Regions from separate parts of the Homo sapiens genome. Here region 1 is linked to region 2. A link is an interaction called in ENCODE POLR2A ChIA-PET data of the cell type or tissue named here. Cell type or tissue: Caco-2. All regions are shown on one strand. Each heading gives the region's core, and the rest is flanking DNA. Links, peaks and the distances in the headings are about the cores only. Region 1 overlaps DLGAP1 (DLG associated protein 1). Region 2 overlaps TGIF1 (TGFB induced factor homeobox 1).

What was found. ChIA-PET counts read pairs that join two places held together with the same protein. Peaks named below come from ENCODE experiments on the same cell type or tissue, not always from the same donor. Only the 100,000 strongest peaks of a DNase experiment are listed, where the experiment ranks them.
Region 1: POLR2A ChIA-PET joins it to region 2 with 15 read pairs; 8 of 35 experiments call an interaction of 5 or more read pairs at or near these places.

What each region holds. Positions count from the first base shown.
Region 1 is chr18:3,680,109-3,688,448 of GRCh38, reverse strand. The region is part of intron 7 of DLGAP1 (DLG associated protein 1); the gene reads left to right. Among named protein-coding and RNA genes, the nearest start is that of DLGAP1-AS6, 31 kb to the right of the region's middle. In Caco-2, for the core only: no CTCF peak of the experiment used is centred there; no DNase peak of the experiment used is centred there.
Region 2 is chr18:3,453,046-3,461,355 of GRCh38, reverse strand. TGIF1 (TGFB induced factor homeobox 1) reads right to left here. Exons shown (of 3, transcript NM_003244.4): 2 at 4,776-5,002; 3 at 1,378-3,991. The coding sequence ends at 3,416. Among named protein-coding and RNA genes, the nearest start is that of TGIF1, 7.0 kb to the right of the region's middle. RefSeq lists enhancers at 3,178-3,738, 5,520-6,139, 8,004-8,310. In Caco-2, for the core only: CTCF peaks have their summits at 6,256 and 6,463 (motif pointing right); DNase peaks (open chromatin) are centred at 4,855, 6,475, 7,185, 7,615 and 1 weaker place; H3K4me3 peaks cover 1,772 bases.

The sequences.
Region 1 (8,340 bases), core at 167-8,166, 230 kb before region 2:
CTTTCCCTTAGGGTGCCAAGATGCCTCAAGGGTTGCATCCCTTCCATCTTTGAAGGTAACTGCCCTCTGCTTCCCTTTAGAGGGCTGGATTTCTACTTTGTATCTCACATCTTTGTCTGGTTTTAAGTCATACAGATTCTTTCATATGAATCAAGAAATTCACATTTGATAACCATTAACTATATCCATTTTAGATGAGAAAGAATTATCTTGTGATTAAATTTTAAAACAGTCTCTGGGCCGGGTGCGGTGGCTCACACCTGTAATCCCAGCACTTTGGGAGGCCGAGGCCGTTGGATCCCCTGAGGTCAGAAATTCAAGACCAGCCTGGCCAACATGGTGAAACCGCGTCTCTACTAAAACAAAATACAAAAATTAGCTGGGCGTGGTGGTGCATGCCTGTAATTCCAGCTACTCGGGAGGCTGAGGCAGGAGAATCAGTTGAACCTGGAAGGCAGAGGTTGCAGTGAGCCGTGATCGCACCACTGCACTCCAGCCTGGGTGACAGAGCGAGACCCTGTCTCAAAAAAAAAAAAAAAAACAGTCTCTGAGGATTGGGATAATTATACTCATTATTATAAAGCTATTGTTTGGTCAGAATTTCTCTTTCAATGTTATAGGTTGGTCATTTGTTTACTTCGGCCCTTTTTACATTCTATATACATACTGCACTTCCTGGTATAAAATTTGTTTTGCTTATTTTTTTGGCATTGAGTTCTGAGTTTTTTCTATGAAAGTCCTGTATACACTTTTGCAAGTTATTGTTTTTAAGTTCATAGCTATATCTTCAAGTATTTCTGAAAGTACTTTTCCATTGTGATGACTATATATAATTAGTTAATAAAGCTTCATATATTAAGACTTAGTTCTTCATTTTAAAGAGTAAATGTTCTTCAAAATTCTCAAGGATTTTAAATTTGTAAGCCAATTTCTTGTCAGATCTGATAAGATCATCATCATGTTTATAAAGTAATTAATGAAGAGCTATATCAAAGCAAGTCAACATTTTATTATGTTGTTGGCGTATGCTTACATTATTGGTATTATCGTTAATTCTTTTACACCATCTGTCCATTTCATGAAGCTAATTCAGAGAAAACTAGATCATATAATCAGAAAAGCCTCCTACCTGGGCACCCACAGGCTGAAGCACCTCAAAGTGAACTGAATACAAAAGTGTAAGAGAGAGTGCCTGTATTCACTTCTTATGGCTGCTGTAATAAACTTGGTGACTTAGATGAACACATATTTATCATCTTGGAATTCTGAAATGTCAGAAGTCCGATACAGGTCTCACCAGGCTAAAATTAAGATGTCAGCAGGACTCTGCTCCTTCTGGAATCTCTTGGGAAGAATCCATTTCCTTGTCTTTTCCAGTTTCTAGAGGCCACCCACATTCCTTGGCTGTTGGCCCCTTCCATCTTCAAAGCCAGCAATGGTTCACTGAGTCTTTCTTAGCCTGCAACACTCTGACTCCCCCTCCACTTACAAGGACCCCATGATGACATTAGGCCCACCCTAATAATCCGGGATAATCTCACCACCTCAGGATCCTTAATCAGTTCTGCAAAGACCCTTTGGCCAGATAAGATAATATTTATAGGTTCCAGGATTAGAACTTATGTATCTCTGGGGGAGGGGCATTATTCTGCCTCCCACAGAGCCTCTGACATCTGTTCTAGAACATCTGTTCTATGTGCAGGATCCCACCTTCCTACTCACTCTTGGAGGGCATGTGGTATGCACCCTACTTTATAGATTTTAAAAGTCAACTGAGAACCTGACCAATGATTTCTTTGATCTAGGCTAGATCTCTTCACTTCCTGGGGCAACTAAAGTCTCTTGTTCAATAGTGAAAATGCACAAGACAAAAGAAAAAATCTCAGGAAAGAAACATCTTTGTACAGAGCCCCCATTGCTATGCACAGCATTGATATAAGGGAACACTGTCTTTGCCCTACAATATATAAACTGAATAAAAATATGCAATATTTATTATTATCATAACCAACATAGTCTTTAAATAATGCTGTTAATTCTGTTAACAGTGTGCTTTGCTACAGTTCTCAAAACAAGAGCTGTCTAAACAACCTTCCCCCATGATTCCTTAATTGAAGGAATCTGTTAGGGATTCCTAGTGCTTTTTGAAAGGGTGTCATACTTGATCAAAGCAGTCAGGTTTCCAAGAAATACCCTTACACAGCATTCTCTTTCTATTTTCATTTTATTTATTTATTTTAGTTTATTCTGTTTGTTTGTTTGTTTGTTTGTTTTGAAATGGAGTCTCCTCTGTCACCCAGGCTGGAGTGTAGTGGCACAATCTCAGCTCACAGCAACATTGCCTCCTGGGTTCACATGATTCTCCTGCCTCAGCCTCCCAAGTAGCTGGGATTACAGGCACGTGCCACCATGCCCAATTAAATTTTTCTGTATTTTTAGTAGAGACGGGCTCTCATCATGTTGGCCAGGCTGGTCTCGAACTCCTGACATCAGGTGATCCTCCTGCCTTGGCCTCCCAAAGTGCTGGGATTCCAGGCATGAGCCACTGCCTCCGGCCTACAGCATTCCCTTTCTAAATTTTGCTACTGTATCATTATATGATGGCACGGGCCTTGAAGAGCAATTGTGTTTGATTATACAATGTGCTCCTAGGTTTCTTGGTTTATTCTTGTCTTATAATGAGGATTTAAAGGGTAGCATCTTGGGCTGGGCACAGTGGCTCATGGCATTCCCAGCACTTTGGGGAGCCAATGCAGGAGGATTGCTTAAGGCCAGAAGTTTGAGACCAGCCTGGTCAACACAGTGAGATCCCCATCTCTACAAAATAAATAAATAATTAAAGGGTACCGTCTCTGGATTTTTTTTTTTTTTTTTTTTTTTTTTTTGAGACGGAATCTCGCTCTGTCGCCCAGGCTGGAGTGCAGTGGCGCAATCTCGGCTCACTGCAAGTTCTGCCTCCCGGGTTCACGCCATTCTCCTGCCTCAGCCTCCCAAGTAGCTGGGACCATAGGTGCCCGCCACCACACCCGGCTAATTTTTTGTATTTTTTAGTAGAGACGGGGTTTCACTGTGTTAGCCAGGATGGTCTCGATCTCCTGACCTCAAGTGGTCCACCCGCCTTGGCCTCCCAAAGTGCTGGGATTATAGGCATGAGCCACCACACCAGGCCCCATCTTTGGATTTTTACCATGAGACACTTAATACTAGAGAAAGACACCTTGCTCCATGTCGTGCTCCTTTCTCTTGGTTGCTGATATATCATGCTTAAATCCACTTTTTACCATGTGATACATTTACCAAAAAACCTTATTAAGGCAATAACTAAAATCAAGAAGCATGGAAGATATGCTTATTTTTTACAAGGTAATGCAGGCTTCTCAGCAATACTCAATATTTTTATTCCAAATGTTTACAGGGGAAAATTAGCGCTTTATAAATAATGCCAAACATTAAGTTGTGGCTACTAAAAGGAATACCCAATACAGGATTACTGTTTTCAGCTTTTCATTTGAACAATCCTTAGAAAATTTTCACTGTATGCAAATCCTTGTTTGACTTTATCAAATAAGTTACTAAACTATGCTGCCTTCCCTCCTTACACGATTTTGGTTGCAATGTTGATGGCTAATGATGACCTTTTACATACAGGTGTGGTCTAAGTGACATTTTTTTTCCTGTTTCATCAGAATCTCTGCAATTTTTCTCCTGTAGAGAAAGACCCTCCCTCCCAGGTTTTGCCTAGTCTCTGTCAGTGAACACCGCAACTGCCCTGAAGGGGTGCCCCAACCCCGTTGTCTTTTCTTCTTTCACTTCTTATAGAGGATTAGTTCCTATAGCATTGGAATAGTAGAATCTTGGGTGAATTGCTTTTCCTGTTGTGAATGATTCATGCAATGAAAGTGGAAGATCACTAATTTTCAAAGCAGTATGGCTTAAATAAAAACATCTTGGCCAGGTGTGGTGGCTCACATCTTTCATCCCAGCACTTTGGGAGGCTGAGGCAGGAGGATTACCCGAGCTCAAGAGTTCAAGACCAGCCTGGGCAATATAGCAGGACTCCATCTGTGCTAAAAAAAAAAAAAAAAAAAAAAATTAGCCAGGCATGGTGGTGCATCCTTGTAGTCCCAACTACTCAGGAGTCTGAGGTGGGAGAATTGCTTGAGCCCGAGAGGATGAGGCTGCAGTGAGCTGTGATTGCACCACTGCACTCCCTCCTGGGGGACAGAGTGAGACCTTGTCTCAAAAAGAAAAGGAAAAAAAATTTTAATTAAAAAAAAAAAACCTTACCCAATCATATTATAAATATATGGTACTTTAACGAGCTGTCATCTCTCCTAGAGTGCATTTTTTGTATCAGTGATAGAATACAGCTATTTAACTAGCTGGATCAAACATCACCTTGTTTCTGTTCCTGAATAACAATAGGCACCACTTACTGACGGCTTAATGTCTCAGAACCAGTTCTCTGTGCCCTTATTTAATCCTCGTGTCCCCCCAGTGAGGGAGATATTACTTGCTCCATCTTAAGAGCAAGATGAAATTTTTTCATTAAGATGAAAAAATTAAGAATCTTGAAGAGTAAGTGATTTCCCAAAAAACATACCTCTAGTAAGAGATCGCAATACCACACTCCCTCCCAAACACTAACTGTATTTCCTTTCCTTTTTCTTACCATCATTTCTCAACAATACTGCTAACGATGTTTGCCTTTTACAGTCTTACAAGTGTTCTGAGATGATTTAATACTCTTTAATTATTTGCTTAATGCCTCATTTCCTCTCTATGATGATAATCCTTTGTCTGAGCCTCATTACTGCTGCACATCCCTCATATAGGGAAAACAGCAGCTATATTTATTTCTAGCCCACTTGAGCACTTATTATTTCATCCTTGGTTTTTAGCTGGTTCTCTGAAACTGAAATGCATCGTCTATCATCCCAAATAGAGATTTTAAAAAAAAAGTTTCTCTCTTGATAGATTTGGAGGCTTTCTAAGTCTAATCTTTTCTCTGTAAAACTTCAGGCTAGGTTTTAATAAAGCTATTTTTACAGGATTGTATCAGAACAGTTCTTGCTTATATATTGTTGGTATTTTTGGTTTGGGTTGTTTATTATAAAGAGATACTAAATTGATCTCTTGATGTGTTCTACATCTCTTGATGTGTTCTCTTGATGTTTGACCTTTTCTCACCTGATTTCATCTACCATCAGCTCCTTCTCTGTAACTGATCAGTAAGAGCACTCAGTAGGAAACATACCACTCAATGGATTTTCTTCCTCAAAGTTTTGGATATGGCCGGGTGCGGTGGCTCACACCTGTAATCCCAACATTTTGGGAGGCTGAGGCGGGTGGATCATGAGGTCAGGAGTTCGAGACCAGCCTGGCCAACATGGTGAAACCCCCAACTCTACTAAAAATACAAAAGTTAGCCAGGCGTGAGGGCACGCGCCTGTAATCCCACCTACTCAAGAGGCTGAGACAGGAGAATTGCTTGAACTGGGAGGCAGAGGTTGCCGTGAGCTGAGATCATGCCACTGTACTCCAGCCTGAGCAACAGAACAAGACTCCATCTCAGAAAAAAAAAAAAAAGAAAGAAAGAAAACAAGCTTTGGATACTAGTCTTCAATCAATCAAATAATGCTTATAAATAATGAGGATGCTCTAGGAGTCCTGTGTTATCAGTGCTTTCCCTAGAACCCAGTTAGAGGCCAGTGCCTACACCCCACACCAGTCCTCAGAGGGCTACAGCCGACAGGAACTTTGAGTTCATCTAGAGTAGCTGCCTCACTACAGATTACACAACTAAGACCAAAATAACTTAACCATAGCCAAACACCTTCTTAGAGAGAGTCAGGACTTGAATCTAGGCCTTCTGACTCATAAATGAATAGCATCTTTATAAAAATCAGAAACAGAGAGAGGATCGGGCCCAACTTCTTTTCTCGTGTATTTTCTGTACCACACATCTAAACCTCTGGCCTCAGACTTTATATCTAGAGCTTTTCCAAAAAGGCCATGTGTATTAGTCCATTCTCACATTGTTATAAAGGAATACTTGAGACTGGGTAATTTATGAAGAAGAGAAGTTTAATTGACTCTTGGTTCTGCAGGCTGAACAGGAAGCATGATGCTGGCATCTGCTTAGCTTCTGGGGAGGCCTCAGGAAACTTACAATCATGATGGAAGGTGAAGAGGGGGCAGGTGCATCACATGGCCAGAGCAGGAGCAAGGGAGTGTGAGGTGTGAGGGGGAGGTGCCACACACTTTTATTTTATTTAGTTAATTAGTTAGTTCGTTCGTTATTTTTATTTTTTTTTATTTTTTTTTTTTTTGAGACAGGGTCTCGCCTGTCACCCAGGCTGGAGTGCAGTGGTGCAATATCAGCTCACTGCAACTTCTGCTTCCCAGGTTCAAGCAATTCTCCTGCCTCAGCCTCCCAAGTAGCTGGGATTACAGGCATGTGCCACCATACCCAGCTAATTTTTGTATTTTTAGTAGAGACAGGGTTTCACCATGTTGGCCAGGCTGGTCTCAACCTTCTGACCTCAAGTGATCCACCCACCTCAGCCTCCCAAAGTGCTGGGAGCCACGGCGCCCAGCCACCACACACTTTTAAATGACCAGATCTCACACGAATTCACTCACTATCATGAGGACAATATCAAGAAGGGATAGTGCTAAGCTATTCACGAGAAACCATCCCCATGACCAAATCACTCCCCACAAGGCCCCACCTTCAACATTGGGGATTACAACTAAGCATGAGATTTGGAGGGGGACACAGATCCAAACCATGTGACTTGGTCTCTTAGTAATCACACAGCTGGCTTTTTGGGGAAGAAAGTTACTTATTTCATGTGAACCCAAGCATAAGGAATCTGCAGATTTTTTTCCAGCAATATCGATTTATGTAAATACTTTATATTCCATTCTTGGAGGAGACAAGCATTTCATTTAGTCATTGTTTTCAATCATATAAGGTAACTAGAGATCAAAGTTCTTTGAAGAAGATGGTTATAAGAAAATACCCTTGAATTTTAAAATGCCTTACACTTTTATTAGCATCACACAATGAATATTTGTCATTCTGTGGACTGTAAGCATAGTTTTCTCTCTGAAAATCCTGGCAAGGGAAATCCTTTTTTATTGATTCTCCTGGTCACAAATTATTATGAGAAATGCCCTTTTTTAGACATTATCTCTGACTCTAAGAAACTAAATGACAAAAAGTGAGAGGACAGTACTGTTTTCAAGTCCACTTAAGCCACTTGAAATTTCTCTAGGATGATGCCAATTCATAGCCCCACTCTAGTGTTGGAAACAGTCATTGAACTGAACTCTCATCAGCCTCCATTTTGTGTTGAAGATGTGCGTGCCTGTAAACTGAGATGATTTCTCAGCACAATTATCTCACCCTTTTTCATATCTCACCAGATCAACTGGGATTTCAGACTTACCATCATCCCATTGGGAGGAAGCCTTCTTAGCCTTCTTTCTTCATCTTTCACGAGGCTTGTGGAAACCAGAGTTTGCAGCATAGATTCAGGCTTCTTCATTCTTCCTAGGCCCAAGTGTGCAAATGATAGCATTTGTTTGTGAAAAACACTACCATGAGTCATGAGTCAAACAGTATTTTTCCTCCTTTTTTTTTTTTTTTTTTGAGACGGAGTCTCGCTCTGTCTTCCAGGCTGGAGTGCAGTGGCGCGATCTCGGCTTACTGCAAGCTCCGCCTCCCGGGTTCACGCCATTCTCCTGCCTCAGCCTCCCAAGTAGCTGGGACTACAGGTGCCCGCCATCACGCCCAGCTAATTTTTTTGTATTTTTAGTAGAGACAGGGGTTTCACCATGTTAGCCAGGATGGTCTTGATCTCCTGACTCCATGATCTGCCCACCTCAGCCTCCCAAAGTGCTGGGATTACAGGCGTGAGCCAGCACGCCCGGCCTCCAAATTTTCAATGGCTAAGCATTGAGGGTTAAAGAACAGAACATGTCTGACAACAGAATAGATTAGGTAAAATCATGACTTTCTCAGAAAGCTGAGACTCTGTGATCACTGTACTCACCTGTACCCCTTCCTTCTGCCCTCAGGCCTGTGGCTGCCACTGCTCCTTCTCCAGGTCCCCACACTCTGTGGATGCCCTGAGGACAGAGTTCATAGCTGCTCTTCCTGTGGCTTCCTTCAATTAACCCTAAGCAATTTGGAATGACTTTTGGTTTTGTTTCGCTCCCTTCTGAGGTCCCAACCATAACAGAGATGACAGATGGAGATGTCCAGCCAGGCTGTCCTGTCACCTACTGGCCTATCACCATTTTGCCAACCGTTAGAGAGAGGAGGGCCAC
Region 2 (8,310 bases), core at 311-8,310:
CTAAATAAGTACAAACAAACCATACCTAGGCATATTTTAGTGACACTGCTGAAATTCAAAAATAAGACAGCCAGAGAAAGACATTATATTTATGAGAATGATACAAATGACAGCTGATGTCTCATCAGAAACAATGGAGGCCAAAAGACAATAAATGCCTGCCAAGTGCTGTAAGAAAAAAAGCTATCAACCCAGAATTCCCCATCAGTGAAATGATCCTTCAAAGATTAAAGTGAAATAAAGTCATTTTCCATGAACTCATTTTCAAAGCGTTTCAATGAGCCTAAACTTGTCACTGGACTACAGTTCTCAAAGAAATCATTCAAGCTGAAAAGGAAAGACCTCAGATGTCACTCAAATCTATAGGAGACAATGAAGAACATCAGAAATGGTCAATGTTTGGCAAATATAAAAGATACATTCTTTTTTCTCTTAATCATTTAAATGACGCTTGTTTTAAGTGAAAATGATAGCATCGTACTGTTGCGTTTATTATGTATGTAGCTGTAATATATGTGAAAAACCAAGGAAGAGAGGAGAGGGTGAATGGAACTATACTGTTCCAAGGTTCTGTATTTTATGAAGCTGTATCATATTAACCCTAAGTGGATGGTAGTAGGTCAAAGATGTATGCTGTAATACCTAGAAGAACCATTTTAAAAATATGGTGTATAGTTTATAAACCAATAGAAAAATTAAAACACAAAACTGTACTTGTACCCCCTAAATCTATAAAAATAGGCCAGGCTTGGTGGCTCACATCTGTAACCCCAGCACTTTGGGAGTCTGAGGAGGGCAATTCACTTGAGGCCAGGAGTTCAAGACCAACCTGGGCAACATGGCGAAATCCCATCTCTACTAAAAATACAAAAAAATTAGCCTGGCATGGTGGTGCATGCCTGTAATCTCAGCTACTTGGGAGGCTGAGTCACAAGAATCCCTTGAACCCAGGAGGTGGAGGTTGCAGTGAGCCAAGATCACGCCACTGCACTCCAGCCTGGGTGACAGAGCGAGACCCCGTCTCAAAAAAAAAAAAAAAAAAAGAATACTTTTTTAAAAAGAGAAATTAAAACAAAATCAGAGAAAAAGACATTATATATATGAGAATGCTGATATTCTCATATATCTTAATATATGATATATAATATATAATAATAATGATATAATGATATATAATAAAAATATTCAACCTGAAAGAAGGCAGGAAAAGAGGAGCAAAGAAAAAAGCCAAATGGTAAACTCAATCTAAACATATCAATAATTACAGTAAATGTAAATTGACAAATGCTAAGTAAAAGGCAGAGATCATTAGACTAAATAAAAAAGCAAGACCCAAACTATATGCTATGGGATGAACTTCAAAAACACAAATAGGTGAAAAGTAAACAAATTAAAAAGATATATTGCACCATGTAAATTATAAGCATAAAAATCATTTCTATTTGGCTTTGATATGAACAGCTTTTTACATTTATCTTTTCACTTAAATGTACCTGTTTTTAAATAATGGATTACATTCATTCAACACCAACTATTATCAACCATGACCTGTAACAACCTCAATAGGGAAAAAATGAAGTAAAACATAGGGAATTTAAGGTGACTTACAGTTTTTCTTTTAAATGAGTCATATGGCTCCTTTCCTTCTCCTTCCAGTATGAGTGATGAAACACCGTAACAGGGCAAACCTTTTAGGACTTGCTCATTTCCCTCATCTATACTAAAGCAAAATGTTCAGCCTTTGATCTAGCTGTTGGAGCAAGTAATGATTCTGGATCACCTTTGCGTCATTCATTTTTATTAATGTTTATTTTGTTCCTTGTATTTACTTTACTAGTACTTTTTGGGTTTTTGTCTATTTCTGTGACTCTCTGAGGTGAGGCCAGACCATTCTAAGCTGATGTGCCCTACGAAGCTGCACCCCACAGGCTAGAGCACAACATTCCCTCACCTAATTTTCTTACGCCTCTTGGTAATCATCAGCAGTTTTTTTCTTTCACTTACAAGGAAAGTCTTTGAGTTTAGCTCTTTCTACAGTAGGGACTTTCTAAAATAGTTTCAAAATTAGACAAATTTGTATTTTTCTACATTCTTTAAACAATACTGAAGCTCTGATGCTCCCTCACACTTAGACAATTCATAGCTGGGGCAGGGCTGGAAAGAACATGACCGTAACAACAAAGCAAGCTCATACTAAGCATGACTACAAAGAATGGTTTTGTGGCATGTGACAAATCTGCTCAACCATACAAGTGAAAGGAGCAACACCAATTCCCTTCTGGCCATCTGGGCTTTGTAAGTGATTGTCTATCCCAACAAACTCCACTTGTACATAGCACCATTTTTTCACAAACTGAGACCTTGGAAAATACTCACCTAATAAACTGACAATCCCACCATAGACAGAACCCCACCGTTTATTTCATCATTTTAGAAAACACTTTTGAGATGTTTTAAAAGGTAATTTCTCTGCAAATACTATGCTACATTTGAATACAAATGCCTTAACTAAATGTACCACTGAACAAAGGTTATTTTAAAGGGTAACGTGGAAAAAGGGCAAGAGATTGCTTGCGTTGTTTTCTTCTGAAAACTCAGCAATAACCGGATGCTTCAAGACTTTTCTTTATAACATGGCCACGTTTTAAACTACGCAGGACAGATCAGCAAGGGATTTAGTGGCTAGCTAAACACTAAAATGATTCATTTCAATTTGCCATGCAGTTTAAGTAAAGCTCTAAGGGCCTGCTATGCCTCCTATCAAGAGTAAATATCACACATCCTGTTTATGCAAACTGGCTTGTTGTCCACAGGTTTTCAAAGAGCTGGTGACACCCCCTAACACTGCACCCTACCCCCCCAGCTTCCTGCTCACTGGGGTGCTATATTCCTACTTATTTTTAAGAAGCACCTCCCTCAACAGAAATACTCTGAATTACAACAATTTTTAAAGAAAATACTTTATTATGTCATGAAAAAAAAGGCATCAACCAACTAGATTCATACTTGTTTGAAAAAAAATGGAAAATTTATTAATTAGACAGTATGTGGGCATCCTGTTCCACATGGGAATGAGAAGATGCTATAGGTTCTCTAAGTATTGCACAGTCTGAAAAAATAACAAAAAAAGGGAAGGGGAGGAAAAAAAAAATCACATGATATTGGGAACCATCTCACATTATGAATAATCTACCAAGAAACATTTAAAAAAGAAAACCCTTTGTTTCTACAGTAGCTTTAAGTTTATAGTTCTTGGAATGACTGTATTCCATTGAAGACATCTCAGTAACAGGAAGCTGTTTTAGCAATCCCATGTGCAAATATTAATAAAAAATATATAAAATAATGCAATTCATCTCTTGCCTTCACCCCGGCAATCATGACATTTCTGAGAACTGTTTTGCTTGAAAATGGGTTAAGCTGTAAGTTTTGCCTGAAGCTCCATCTCTGCAGCCCGTTTGAGTGCAACATCCACTAGAAGCTGAAATCCACTGAAGTCCTGGTTGAGGTCCGGTGGAGTAGGGGGAGGAGTGTTGAAAAGACCACTCTGTGTATTCGTACTTGGTCCAGATTTACAAGTGTCCTCTGGGTACATGAGAGAGGTGTCTGTGAAGTTTTTGGCCGCTATCTGCTGTATATCTGTGTTTTGTCCCACACCGACCGACTGGCAGAGAGAGAAAGGGACATCTTTCAATGCAGTCACAGTGGTATGGCAGATCACTGATGGACGAGCCAAAACTGATCCCGGGGATGACGGCTTAGGAGACAGTGGCCTCCCTAGGGTTGGGTTTGGCCCAGCTGTACAGGAATGAAATGGGGTCTCCTCTAGAGCTGGCATGAAGTTTTTGATGCCCATCACGGACTCCACAGAGCTCGTTTCAGAAATCTTGGCCCCACGGCGGGAAATTGTGAACTGATTTGGATCTTTGCCATCCTTTCTCAGCATGTCAGGGAGGAGCCTGCGGCGGGCGTTGATGAACCAGTTACAGACCTGAAATCATATCGGTACGCTTTAACATTTTCCTCATTCACTCAGCCAACGGGTTCTGAGAATGTTCTATGGGGTACCTAATTGATCTTGCTCTCTGAATTAAAGAAAGCATGAAAAGCCTTATCTGAATTTACAATGTTATTTCAAGGTATCTGAGCTCCGCCAAGAAAGCAAGCTACCACCTGTCATAAGCCTTCTAGTTTCTAATACAAATTTCCTTTTTTGTCTCTTCATACTTAAACCTTTTCAGGACGAAGAAAAAGACATACAATCTCAAATGCTTAAAAATGATTTGAGAGAGAGGTTTACTTTTTAACTCTCCCCATTTTAACCTATCACCTACTGCCCCAACATTTAAGTTAATCAACTACAGGAAAACCTCTCCTTATGAAAAGGGCCACTCCTCCCAGTAACTGATTTTTCCCAGTTCAAATGACTGTGTCAACAGACATAACATGAATTACCTCACTGAAGTCGTCCTTGTTTAAATATCAAACCAGTTTCCTGGACAATAGAGTAAGGTTTAACCTCCTTTTAATGTCTGTTGCATAAAGGAAGGTTCTTTTAGGCATTAAAGGAAATGCTATCTGATAGATGACTGTCAAGTGTTTCTGTGTTCTCTAAATAGCTAGTTATTAGCTTTTAACACTATCAAGTTTACAATAAAAAGATATTCCTTCTGTCTTTGAGTGGCAAGGAGCTTAATGACTTGACACACAGGAATGCCATAAAATGACTTTGAAACTAAAAATGCATCCATAAACCTCACGCTCTCTTTCTTTACCTGTAGCGTAGACAGGTGTGTTTGCTGGGACAGCAACGCTTTTTCTTGCTCTGAAGGATAGGCATTGTAACGGTGCTCATACAGCCAATCCCGAAGAATCTGCACAGACTCCTTGGGTAGGTTGCCCCTTCTCCTTCTCTTGCCTGAGCCAGCGGATGAAGAAAGGTCCAAGGGAATGTCCATGCTGTCCTCATCCTCAGTCTCACTGCCAGATGCTGCAACAATACCTAGGAAAGGACAAGGGCCAGTTGTCAGTTGCTTTATAAGCACAGCAACTATTGCAAAGCTCACTTAACGCTGACCATTCAATGTAACCATGCTTTCCCAACAACTGAGAGCGAGGAGAAGGAGCAGTGTTTTCTGTCCTGAATTCAGGGTCCAAGTAAAAGTAGTTTGACTAGCACCACATAGGAGGCTCTCAACCAAATGCCAGATGCCTTTTCTCAGCCGCTTTCCTCTAGGATTCATTAACTTCTCACATTCCTTTTGAATGATGGTCAGAAAACTCTTTCGTCTAATCATTGGAGGAGACAAACTGCACCCAAAATGAATAACCTGCCACATTTGAAACAGGAAGGGTGCTGTGGCAGTTGGAATATGCCTACCAACCTTCTTTCTAAGATCAGTGCTAACTAGGAAAAGCAACCTAACCAGTCCTAATGTACATTTTAAATGCTACTCTTCCTCCTTCCTCTACTGAAGGTTTGAAATGAAAGGGAGCACTCGTACATTTTTTTTCATGGATATAAGGAAGGAAAATTACATACTACGCTGAACCCAGTTAGTATTCTAAAGGTAAAACACATGTTAAAATTTTCTGCTAACACCATGCATGGTCATTTCTTATTCATTGCTATCCACATTTATTCAAAGTTAGACACCTACTTTAAATGGGCAGTACTAGTCACCTTTTATTAAATACGACCACTGATGTTTTCAGTTTCATCACACAAAAATATTTTTCTACTACTGGTACTTTAGTAAGGTCAAAAGATGCCTAATACTAAATGAATTAAAAATGTCTCCTAAATTTCAGCTACCAGTTTGAGCTCAACCTAGAATAGAATACTACATATCAATAAGCAGAGTTCAGTCTTAAATGATTACATGACAAAGGAAACTGAATATGCAAGCCCCAGAGGAAGCTCTTTTGGCTGTAAGTACTTTAATCCTGCCAGAAATTTTAAGAATTCACAAGCCATAGAGAATATTTAAATCACAGATGGACGGGGTTCAATAAAGCTCCAGAACTGGCCTTTACAGATATTTAAACATCATTCTGAACTTAAAAAAAATTAAATAACAAACGCTATTAATTCCACCTTTCAAAAACTACAGCAGGCTACTCCGAATGACTAAAGAAATACATTCTTTTGCTTGTAGACAATCTAGAATCTTAAAAACAGAAATGAATTACAAACAATGGCATGCTTGAAAAAAATCAGTACTTCTATATTAGGGGAAGTAATTAAAATAACAAAAATGTAAAGGTAAGCATTTTTAGCTTTGTATGCTTTCTTTCCTCTGTAGTATGTAATTTTGGTTGAAAATATGACTTGACCTTAATTGAGCCAGTTCCCCTTGACAGGAAATAAACACGGAATATTCCTCTTAAGCTAAACACCGTGTTTTTTAAAGGAATTTTTCCCACCCTTTTAATGACTCTGACTTGGTGACACATTTTTAGTTTTGGACTGCAGGGGGCAGAAGGTGCTGCAGGGTATTCCTACAAAAGGCAGAACTCTCCAAAGACAAAGTAAAGTTCTAACAAAGAGGTGGATGATCTTGCAAATTCACTTTAGCTCACAGCTTAACAAACAGCTACAAATAAACTGCACAAGAATCCTAAGTTTTAACTGCCATGTATTTGAAATTCCCCTCCCCTGATGATTTAAGTTTTTAAAAAGGTTTTTAAAAGTGCCCATTTAAAACTGAAACTACTTTCACTATTGGCAAGATGAGACTTTCAAAACCTATATTGAAATTTGGGTGAAGAACTATTAATAAAATAGCTTAAAGAAATTATAGCTGAGTTCCTGTCTCACATTGGCTTTAATAATTAAAGAAATCGAACTTTTAAAAAAAGTGTTAAGTTAATTAAATGACTAAAGCAAATTTGAATAAAGCAATTTGTTTAAACTCTCCAACGTCTGAAAAGCCAGACATTCTTCTCAAGGCTATTATCTCCTTCCTTTTTTTAATCTAGAAAAAGTGTGAAAATTTGCTCATTGAACAGTGAATTCCCAACTGTAAGTTGGTAATCACAAAGAGTTTGAAACAAAAAAAGCCCCTGAAGGCTGCCCTTTGATCTGCTTGCCTAGTTTGACAAGAAGCCTGATCTTTCAGAATAGGTTAGTGACACACAAAAGCAGGTTTCAGTTAAGCAACACCAAACTGCAGCGCGACTTTACTCTGTTCTCAGTTCATTTAAATAAATGAATGCCAGACCTCTGGAACTCTTAACAAATATTTCCAATATGTGCACAAAAGCTGAAGTAACAGGAAGTTAAGACTTCAGTGCCTTGGCTACGCCAGCTGATATTTCACTGCAGTAAAACCACGTTTGCTGCTGTCAGGACTGTTTTCATTAAAACTCTCCCTCCTAGTTGTGGCTCAGCTTGGAAAAACAAAGACTTTTTTCCTCCTTACTCATTTCCTATTGTAACAGCGCTTTTGAAAAGTTTCCCGGTTAAGACTTGTTTCCAAACGTCTTGCTTTGCTTACACTTTAAAAAATGTGGCGGTGGGGAGGGTGGGGGCAGGATCACAAGCTTCTTTCACGCTATCCACATACAAGGAAATGTTGTGGAGAAAGCCACAACATGGCCTGAGGATCCCACCGCCCTAAGCAGCGACCTTGTTCCTGCACGTTCTTTTTTTTTTTTTTTTTTTTTTGAGACAGAGTTTCGCTCTTGTCACCCAGGCTGGAGTGCAATGCCGCAACCTCGGCTCACCGCAGCCTCCGCCTCCAGGGTTCAAGCGATTCTCTTGCCTCAGCCTCCCGAATAGCTGGGATTACAGGCAAAAGCCACCACGCCCGGCTAATTTTGTGTTTTTAGGAGAGACGGGGTTTCTCCATGTTGGTCAGGCTGGTCTCGAACTCCCGACCTCAGATGATCTGCTCGCCTAGGCCTCCCAAAGTGCTGGGATTACAGGCGTGAACCACCGCGCCCAGCCCTGCACTTTCTTTTCTGAATAGCTCGGTAACATCATGAGACAGGGAGGCAGGGAGACACCGGTTGTGAAGAGACTCTAGAAATAAGATTGATGGGAAAAGTCGAGATGCACAATTAGGAAAAAGCAAATTTAACTCAACAAGTTTCCTGACCAGAAGTTCTCCTTTGAGCTGGGAGCAATGTCTCTTGCCTGTAATCCCAGAACTTTGGGAGGCCAAGGCGAGAGGATTTCTTGAGCCCAGGAGTTCGAGACCAGCCTGGGCAACATAGCCAGACCCGGTCTCCAGGAACAAAAGAAAAAAAAAATCAGTATCTCCTTGGGAGAAGCAACAGGCATTGAACACTCAAGCCACCAAATCC